Regions from separate parts of the Mus musculus genome. Here all the other regions are linked to region 1. Evidence: chromatin loops called from intact Hi-C (ENCODE). Cell type or tissue: heart. All regions are shown on one strand.

The links. Hi-C counts contacts between places; a loop is a spot of excess contacts. Peaks named below come from ENCODE experiments on the same cell type or tissue, not always from the same donor. Only the 100,000 strongest peaks of a DNase experiment are listed, where the experiment ranks them.
Region 2: a loop joins it to region 1, with 2.8 times the contacts of the local background. A loop is called at or near these places in 6 of 42 quality-filtered maps.
Region 3: it touches region 1 in a loop (2.2-fold over the local background); 2 of 42 quality-filtered maps call a loop at or near these places.
Region 4: a loop joins it to region 1, with 2.2 times the contacts of the local background. A loop is called at or near these places in 2 of 42 quality-filtered maps.

Annotation. Positions count from the first base shown.
Region 1 is chr1:80,339,734-80,342,233 of GRCm38, forward strand. Cul3 (cullin 3) reads right to left here and starts at 957. Exons shown (of 16, transcript NM_016716.5): 1 at 513-957. The coding sequence starts at 578. Gm39667 (a long non-coding RNA gene) reads left to right here and starts at 1,180. Exons shown (of 2, transcript XR_865570.2): 1 at 1,180-1,417; 2 at 1,495-2,500. In heart, no CTCF peak of the experiment used is centred here; DNase peaks (open chromatin) are centred at 968 and 1,328; H3K4me3 peaks cover 2,015 bases; H3K27ac peaks cover 1,885 bases.
Region 2 is chr1:80,286,043-80,288,542 of GRCm38, forward strand. Cul3 (cullin 3) reads right to left here. Exons shown (of 16, transcript NM_016716.5): 6 at 857-1,085. Among named protein-coding and RNA genes, the nearest start is that of Gm34098, 51 kb to the left of the region's middle. In heart, no CTCF peak of the experiment used is centred here; no DNase peak of the experiment used is centred here.
Region 3 is chr1:79,750,128-79,752,627 of GRCm38, forward strand. The region is part of intron 1 of Wdfy1 (WD repeat and FYVE domain containing 1); the gene reads right to left. Among named protein-coding and RNA genes, the nearest start is that of Wdfy1, 10 kb to the right of the region's middle. In heart, no CTCF peak of the experiment used is centred here; a DNase peak (open chromatin) is centred at 1,334; H3K27ac peaks cover 310 bases.
Region 4 is chr1:80,212,485-80,214,984 of GRCm38, forward strand. It overlaps Fam124b (family with sequence similarity 124, member B), which reads right to left and starts at 1,460. Exons shown (of 2, transcript NM_173425.3): 1 at 449-1,460. The coding sequence starts at 1,180. All of the region lies in intron 1 of 2310015K22Rik (a long non-coding RNA gene), which reads left to right. The region is part of intron 2 of LOC108167342 (a long non-coding RNA gene); the gene reads right to left. In heart, no CTCF peak of the experiment used is centred here; a DNase peak (open chromatin) is centred at 1,547.

The DNA of each region.
Region 1 (2,500 bases):
AGTGGGTCAAGCGCTTAGGAAGCTTTGCAGGATCAAGGATGCTATAAATACTATGCTCCTAGTGTTTTGCCAGTGGGCATTTCTAGCATCTCTGTCAGTGAGTGGGGCAGTGGGATGGCAAGACCGCCCCTGACTACGGAGTCGAGCAGAGGTGGACAGTCCTCCCCACCGCCGTAAAAGCCGAGCCGGCTCCTTCTGGAAACCGCACGCTAAAAGTTACACACACGCCCCACGCGACGGGTGCGGCGGCCACAGCGCGCATCCCCTCAGGGCCGCGGCCCCCGAGGCCCGAGCGAAGGAGGCCCCGGGGCGGCCGGGGCGCGGGGAACGGCCCCGGAGGTGGCCGACCCGGCCCCGCGCCGCCCCGTTGCCGGGAAGCCTCGCGCTCCGCCACCGGCGGCGGCCGTGGGGGGAGGGGAGGCCGGCTGCGGCCTGTTGGCGGAGTTCAGCCCCGGCCTCGCGTGCGGCTCCGGGCCGCGGCTCCCGGTCCCGGGCGCCGAGGACCGACTCACCGGAAAGGCCCGGATCCGCATCTTGGTGTCCTTCCGGCTGCCCGTGCCTTTGCTCAGATTCGACATGGTGCTCGGCCCCTCCCCGGCGGCGGCGCTGACGGCGGCGGCGGCTGCGGCTCGCACTCGGAGGCGCCGGTGTCACATTGAAGGCGGGAGGGCAGCCGCGGGGCTCGGCGGGGGGCGGCGGCGCGGCCCCCGGGCTGGGCTGGGCGGCGGGCCGGCCCCTGGGCGGCCGCGGCGGCGGGGGCGGCGGCTCGGGCTCGGGCGGCTCGGGCTCGGCCGGGGGCTGCGCTGGCGCGGCGGCTCCGCGGGCTTCCCCTCGCGCCGGGCTCGGCTCCCTTTATCGCGCTCCTCCGCGATGGCGGCGGCGGCGGCGACGGACAAACATCTCACTGCGCAGGCCGAACGTCCTCCTCCTCCTTCTCCTCCTCCGCCTCAGCGAGACGAGATCCGGCCCAGAGGGTGGAGGGGGGAGGAGGGAGGGAGGAGAGCGGAGAGTGGAGAGATGGGGGAGGGGGCGGGAGGACGGGAGGGGAGGCGGGAGGCCGCGGCGGGCACGTCAGATCTCGCGAGATCGGGGCGGGCGCGCGGTCGGGGGCGGGGTGGGGCGAAGCCCGGGAAGGGAGGGCGCAGGGAGAAGTGGGGTCTGAACGTGGTGGGGAGGGGGGAGAGGGGTGGATTAAGGAATGGGCGTAGTCAGCGCCCTGGGGGGCGGGGCCTGGTGCAGGAGACGTAGGCTGCGTTTTCAAAAGAGGAGCGTCGGAGACCCCAGTAGGCTGAGGTGGCTTCTGATTGGTGGAGCGCGAAGGTGGTGGGTCACGTGGGTAGTGGGCGGGGGAATTTCCGGAAGGGGGAGAGGGGAGTGTTGTGTTGTGGGCTGGCGGGGCTGAGCTTGGCCCTAGTAGGTAGGTAGTCCTGGGAAAGGGCGTGGGGTGCGAGGAGGAAGGTTCTACGTCCTAGAACTGCTCCTGTGTTTTTCTAGGGCACGTGGCCTAGGGATGGGTACTTGAGCCCAGCCAGAAACTTGAAAGCAGGGTTTGTGCTTGAGTTACCTGCAGACTGCGAAACCAGTGTCCTGTTTTTAGCTAGGTGTTGCAGCGCCTCAGAATCAACCCGGCCTTCTTACACTGTACAAGCTCCTGGGTTTGTTCATTAGTTGATACCTTCTGGAGGATCCAGAGCCCACTAATGTTAAAACCCGGTTTTTGTTTGTGCCGAAATAAAACAAATGCCTAATATACTACAATATTGTGTTAAACATACGACCATTTCCAAGAACAGTATAGATCATTAAAACCAAAAGCACTGTGAAATTAAGTTTGCTGTAGGTTTGGAGACATTTTTCTATTTGTTCGGGGACTCTTATCCTATAGTCGAAATGTCCAATTCGACTGCTTTTGGCTTCTAATTCAGTATGAATCCTACATCTACCTTGCATACTTGCTCATTTGCTGTTTCCAACGCCCCTGGGAAATCTGAGATTCTCCCAGTTTTGGATCTTCCCATTTTGAGTGAACTGTTGTTGGGATTAGCACCTACAATTGAAATTGGTGGCCCATGACCTTAATCCCAGCATTTGGGAAGCAGAGGCAGGTGGATTTCTGAGTTCGAGGCCAGCCTGGTCTACAGAGTGAGTTCCAGGACAGCCAGGGCTACACAGAGAAACCCTGTCTTGAACACCCTTCACACACCCCCGCCCTCCAAAAGGGAAAACTTGATAAAGCTTGTTTATTTATGGTTGAATTGACCCTAAATTATTTGTAATGACTAAGCTTAGAGAGTTAAGCTAAAAATAAAATATCAAGAATGGGTTAAGTAAAACAAGGAAGGGCTCTGATGAATATAGTGAGTGATGCATAGTTGTTTATAACTAGTATGCTAATTGATTGCCATTTCCATAATTATCAGGATATAAAACCTTTTTCTATTGGCTGTCCTATCATATGGCTCTATTTCTTATTACAATATACATTTTAAGCCATTGGCTT
Region 2 (2,500 bases), 54 kb before region 1:
TTTTTTCAAAATAATAGAAACAATAAATTTGAGCACTTGCCAAATATTTAATTAAAAGTATAACTAAGTAAAAAGTCAAGGATTCCATTAGAGACTAAGAGGATAGATAACTCTTTCCTGCCCATATTTCTCTAACACCTGCCTTTCTGTATCTTGTATGTCTTGTCATAAAAACACAAAACAAAAAACTTTTTACATTCCTCATCTAGCTCATACAAATAGGCAGTATGTTTTCTTTTACTGCTAGTACACAGCTAGAATACTGCTAAGATCTCACCAAGGAAGTAGGGAAAAAAATCATGGCTACTAAAAAGAACATCATCGCTGTCATATAAAATGAAAGCTTCAAAGCAAAACACCAAAAACCAAGATCTCTTACAGAACACTCAATCATTTCATAACTTCTAAACATAAACATGGTAAATTAATGCTACTATAGTTAAATGTATTATCTCAAAAATTGCTAACGTTTTTGCTCTACTTCTTGTCTGCTAGTTTTTCTAAATTCTCTTACATGGAACACAGGGTACAAACACACAAGCACACAATGCTCCAGCCTTGTAAGAATGTGTGGGACTAGAAAGCACTCACATTCATTTGTGTTTAAGAAAGTACAGAAGGAGTGCATAAGGAACCCACTGGCCTATGGTTAAACACTGAACTTACTCTTCTGCAAACAAATGTGAAAAACAGGAAGAAAACGTAACCGAATACACTAGATATATAACAGTTTCTTGAATAATACAACGAAAAGCTTTAACCCCACCCCACTGCTAACTAGGATAAGTTATTACAACATTGCTTTTTGAAAGCTGACATTCCTCAGGTAGAATTACTTTTAATTGATAACACTTACCTTCTGTCTTTCCATTTTTCAGCATATGTACTAGCCCAGAATTTTCCATTTCTACAATAGTCTTCATGTGCTTGGAAATGAGTTCCCTCTCCACCACCTTCACAATAGGCTCTTCTGTGGATTTGTCAAGGCAGTGCATCACCCGCTCTATTTCCTCATTAATCCTAGCTTCTACTTTCTTTATATATACTGAAGCACTGTTTTCTGCTAAAAATTTCTGGCTTTCCATCTGCAATTAAGATTTTTTAAAAACAATAAAATAATGTGTTTCTATTCTAACAGGGTTTCTATAGCATTTACAATGAATCATACCACGTAGTTTAACAGTTAAAGACACATTTCATGCAGTTTCTTATACGGATTTGTTTAATCTAATTAGTCTTTAAAGCTTTTATTTATGTAAAACAAAATTAACACATTATCTTTAAGCAGTGTTTTAAAGATCTGCTAATATACTGCAAATTCAAGCATCTGACCTTAGTCAGGAGAGGAGCTTCTTTCATTATTATGTTAAACGTACTGGAAAGATTCACTTTCACAGCCTTTGCCGAACACACCATCATTACTGATATTTTTCTGATATTCCATTCTACAGCTTAAAGTACACACACACACATTTTGAGAAAAATAACTTTTAAATAACTATTAATCTTGTCTGCTTTGTCCTTACTAGTTTTAGAGTTACTAATGTCATCTCAATAGATTTTAACCTGATAGCAGCATTAATCAATATATCTAAGAATTATATAATAAAATATGATATACCAAAAAAAAAAAAAAAAAAAAGCAGCACTCTCTACCTAGCAAAAAAAATCAAGTTCCTAAGAACAGACTTTAACACACTAAACAAAAATCTCGGCAAGACCATCTCCATTCATAATAAATACTGTGCATCTTTATTAATTAAGTATACCTGTAATATGCATGTAACTACAGCATATTTTGGAGATGAAAAAAAAACTAGCATTAAAACCAGCTAATGCATTATTTAAATATAAGCACTGCTTCTAAGATTATAAACTCATAAAGCATGACCCTATCTCTCCTGTGCAGTCACAAAGATCTTTCTAATAGCTGGCTATGAACCAGTTTGGAAGAAAGCAGCAACTCCATCTTTTTGGGAGCAAATTATCAAGCTCTATAGTAATGCACATCTAATGGCTCTTATGAATGAATTACTGAACTTCCAAGTTAACAATAACTTGACACTGATTTATTCTTAAAATCATATTATCAGAATAAAAACTTAGGTTGGGTATCACTATATTTCCTCTGTAAAACAGTTGATGGTTAAGGAAGGATGCCTGGCCATTCTTACAGTTCTTACATTTGTCAATACTAAGTGTTATTGCTACAATTCATTATTAATCTAATATGATCCCACTTTTAGAATTTAATTGGTTTGGGACACTGTGATGTTTTAAAACAATTTTACTTGCTTAACTCAGATTTAATTTTCTAATTAGTAACCTTTAAGTTAGGAAAAAATCTTGTTTGGAATCATATATATTGCTAATATTTATTATATTAGTAACTGATATCTAAAAAGCCTACAGAGATTTTATTGGTGATATGTGAGATTTAGAGTAATTAGATAAATACAATAAGGTCTTAAGATACTCATGTTTTTTAGCATATAATTTT
Region 3 (2,500 bases), 590 kb before region 1:
GTACAGAAAGGAGATCAACCATGATGTACAGAAAGGAGATCAACCATGATCTACAGAAAGGAGATCAACCATGATCTACAGAAAGGAGATCAACCATGATCTACAGAAAGGAGATCAACCATGATCTACAGAAAGGAGATCAACCATGATCTACAGAAAGGAGATCAACCATGATCTACAGAAAGGAGATCAACCATGATCTACAGAAAGGAGATCAACCATGATCTACAGAAAGGAGATCAACCATGATCTACAGAAAGGAGATCAACTATGATCTACAGAAAGGAGATCAACTATGATCTACAGAAAGGCACACCGGAGGATCAGAGAGGAGGGCTCACTTTTCTTTCCTCCAGTCTTCTCAGATGCTGTCAAAGACTTAATCCAACCAAGGTTAAACTATACATTAGGGAATCACGAAGCCCATGAACTCTCCTCCTTGGAAACCACCCTGGAGTAAGGACAAAGACGGACACAAAGCACAGTTCTTTTCTTCAAGGCACCGACTCTCAGGAAACATCTAGGAAAATCAGTATGATTCTTAATTTAGCAGTGCCCGTAAGGACATACATTTGGGTGTGTTACATATTTTCCAGAACACAGGATACCTGAATGATAACCCTGAAGAGCACGTGCCCATCTGTCATCTCCAATGAATGTCATACTCCACTTAAGTATTTCTGAAGAAGCTGAAGTCAAGCACACCCCACCTCCAACAGCAAAAATTAGTGTCTTTTCACCAATTTTCTTCCCAAGACAAACAGTATAAAGCAATTTAATCATTTTCTAATTTTAGGCTGATAACTAGGTAGTGTTCAACCAATTAATTAAAAAGCAATTTTCAGCACATACAATCTGCTACAAAATTAGTCCAAGGTGCCAATTTGTATTAAACACTGAATAAACAGTAATTGGGTACAAAGCTGATTTTTGTGACCTCTTGTAGAGATGCTGGGACTCTGAGACTTGGGACACTCTAAACACTTCTGCCACCATGACAAAGGGAATCGTGTCCTAGTCTGACTGTACTTCTGGAGGATACGGATAAAAATATTTAACTCTGGCACCTAAGATGGTTTCGAGGACACTAAGATGTTAGCCTGACAGGAAGAGGGAGTGACATCATCCTCACTTCAGTCGGCCTTTATCAAATAAATAGCAATTTCCTTCCAACCAAGTTGCTAGAACTCTGACCTCTTCATTTCCGCTAGAGAACAAAGTGTCTCCTTTGGTAACAGGGAGGCAAAACAGTGAACGGTTGTTGAGTGGATCTTGAAACCAAAAGTCTAGGAACTGGCCTGGCTTTCAGGGGGCTTGGCCTGCCTGAGGGAAAGAAGAATGCACTTACTGGCTTGTGCTACAGGAAGGAACAGGGAAGAGCTCAAGGGTCTGTGGGGACCAAGCCTCACAGCCTACTGACTCCATACAGAGAAGACGGCTCTTGGGGACTCTGGTACCTTCACCACCCCAACAAGCAGCATTCCCCACCCCCAAGAAACCACGGACACGTGGTTGAGATGCCTCCTGTGGGTTCTCTGTGTGACTGGAGAAACCAGTCCAGATGTAATCTTTAAAATGATTTTGTGTGACTCCTGTGCTAAGGAAAATCTCAAACTCCAGATGTCAGGGATAATCTAGACAGGCTGGGATCAGCATGGGTCCACAGAATACTCTTTCTTAGGGTTAAAAACAAACAAACAAACAAACAACAAAAAACTTGAGCTCTCCCACTGCCTGGCAGGGCTGTCTGGACACCTATGATTAATAAACTAACCCAAGTAAGCACAGTTAGTGGTAAGTTCTGCTCTCTGGTCCTTTATTGGTTTGTTTAGTGATTCGATCAAACCAGCACTGCACACACTGCTTAAGCTTCACACTGTTTAAGCACTGGAAGAGGCCAGCCCTCGGTGAGTAAAGACAAGCGTGTTAACAGGGAAGGATGTCATGGGGCCAGATCTGTGGGAACAGCGAAAGATGGGCCACACTCAGAAACTCAGGATGCGGGAGCAGGATGGATGAAACAAAACCGTACCCCTCAAAGTCCAGACCTTCAAACAACTTCCCCCTTAGGTATGAGGAAATCAGTCAAGCACACAAGGTAGGAAATGCTGGAGGAAACGTAGTAAGGAGGCCCTTTGAGGGTACCCAAGTAACCCAGGAAAGGCAGTCCAAGTGGTATTTTCTACAAACCTACTGTAACCTAGTACTCCCAAATGCTCCCCATCAACAATGACTTCAAGCATGTGTGTGTGTGTGTGTGTGTATGAGAGAGAGAGAGAGAGAGACACCCTGGTTTCCCCAGAAGCCTTTTCAGGTGACTGACGATCCTGCAGGCAGGCAAACAAACAAAGAAAAAAAAATGAGATAAGAAGAGGAAGTTGCCCTGAGAGGTGACCTTTGGGCCAAGGTCTATACAAAAAAGTCAGCTGCAAGTTCACTTTGATCTTAAAGGGAACTGTTCTGAATAAAGCTGTGTGTGGTTTATGAAAAAAAATGAGTA
Region 4 (2,500 bases), 130 kb before region 1:
AATTTCCTCAGGAATCTCATGTTGCCCAGATGGTAAAGCTGGGACCCTGAGGCCAGCTAGGGGGTGGGGGGTGGGGGTGGGGTAGGGGGTGACTCCCAGAGATTTGACTCGGTCTTGACAAACTTGCCTGGCTGTCCTGCAGGAGAAGCTGGGGCTGAGACAATGGATGGATTATGGTTGGGACCACACCCTGACCAGGACTGCTTAGGCATATTTCTTGCCCTCTATTTAAACTTAAACTTCATGGGGGAGGGGAGTGGCGACAGGAGGGTGATTTCACTTGTTCAATGTAGCCACTTTGAATTCTTTCTCTGTCTTCCTCTACTATTCGTCATTTTAATTGGCCTGCTGTAGATGGACGGCCAAGTCTAGCTTGTTTGAGCTCCCAGGATCCTGGATCTGACCCTACTAAACCTGGTACACCCCAGAAATGAACGAAATGAAATACCTGCAGCAGAATCTTATTGCCATCATAGTCCTGAGTCTGCCACCTCGCGCTGCTGATGGGAACACACGGATTGGGTAGAAGAGGCACCAGCTGCCCAATCTCTTGAACCCTGAACTGCAGCACAGAAGACTCCTTGGGGTCTACTGACATTCCCAGGGGCAGCTGCTTCAGAGAGAGCTGCAGGCTGAAGCCCTCGGTGGCATAGAGGACAAAGAAACAGAAGTCGCTCTTTTGCACAGTGGCGTCTCTCTGTAGAAGCATCTCATAGAGTCTGATGGCATCTTCATAGTTATCAAAACTGCAGTACAGAGTCACCCTGAGGATATCAGTGCCACAATTCACTGGCCTCATGCCCCACACTGGCATCTGGTTGTGCAGACTGTAGAATTCCTGATTGGCAGGGAGATAAGAACAAGACCTCCCCTGTGCATGCTGGGTAGGGAAACCCTGCCAGGGTGAACGCCGTAGGAAGTCCAAGACTCGAAACAACCGTTCTTGTCCCAGGCTTTCCTGAAGGAAGAGCAAAACAGACATTCCTGGGAAGCGGGCCCTCCGCGGGTGGTACTTTTCATGGTAGTTCACTGGCCTGGCACGTTCAGACACCAGGAAGAGACGCACCTCTGGGCAGATACATTCTAGTAGTTGGTCCAGAGCCTGCTGCAGAAGCAAACCGTTCCCAGTGTCGGCAAGAAGATGCACAGTCAAGGCTAGAGGTTCCTGTATCTCATCCATGGCAGGCTATGTGAAGATTATGATGAAGGCCACCCGACAGGGCCCACAGCTCAGCCTTTTAGGAAGAACCAAGGCCTCACGCAGAGCCCTCAGCCTCTATAAAATCTTTAGCAACTTCTGAACCAAGTTCTTCACCAGATCACACATGCTCCTGGCTTCCTCCAGTGCTCCAGCGGGGAATGTCACTCAAGTGTGGAGTCGGCTACACACAACAGAGTCGCTCTATGTCATCCGGTCTGAGCAGATGTAACTATTTGCTTGGCTTTCTCGGGCATTCCCCAGGGTTTTGGTTTGACCTAAAAACCTATAATGCTGAGACCCACGCCCAGTGGGTGGTTCTTACATTCAACTCAATAGAGGAAATGATCGGCCGAAAGGAACAGGAGGCGGCTCTGTTGTGCTGATAGCAATCTGTGGCTCTGTTACACTGACTAGACATCCATTTGGTGGACCACAATGGGCTCTGACTTCCTACTTAAATATCCTGATGTTTACAGTGGCCTGCCAGGCCACCTGAATAGAATGTGTTCTTTAAAACAACTCCCCAGTCTTATCTGCATGCCAGCTACTTGCTTCTGATAATTTTATACTAAGTCACAAAGAAGAGATATTTTGTCTAAATAGTGTTGGCCTCACTGAAAAAAATGCCTGGTTGAATTTAGAGTAAACTGCCATTAAACATCCTATGAATTGATTTAATTAGCCAACAAGCCTACAAAGAAGAGGGTAATTATTCCCCAGTTGCTGACAAGAAACTGAGGCATAGAAAGAAAAAAAAAAAAATTAAGTAACTTTGCCAAACTCACACAGTGAAGTGGCTGAGGTCTTTGAACCCAAGATATCCAATGCTACCTCTCTGGAGCTGAGAAGGCCAGCCACGATTTCTTTTCTCTTATGATGAGGAAAAGCTGCCATGTCAACTTCCTGTTGACACACTCACCTGTGGATACAGGCTGTAGAACCTTAAATAGAAGGATACCCCACCGTTGATGTAATCACCTAATCTGTTCCTAAATTCTTTAATAGTCAAGCCTAGTTGCAAATACCTATAATCCCAGGATTCAGGAGGCTGAGACAGGGGGATCATTGTGAGTTCAAGGCTGGTTGGGCCCTGTAGAAGGCACTCTAGGCTATATATCAAATCTCTATTGCCACAAACAACAAAGAAAAAAATGCTATTCTGATAGTTGTGCTGTTGCTGGGCCCGGATATGCATCGATTTCTAAATGTGAGTTTGATTTAAAAGAAGCTATGAATGCTACAGAATATGTTGTGACTTTCTAATTAGTTCAAAACCAACTTCCTCTAACTTTAATACAC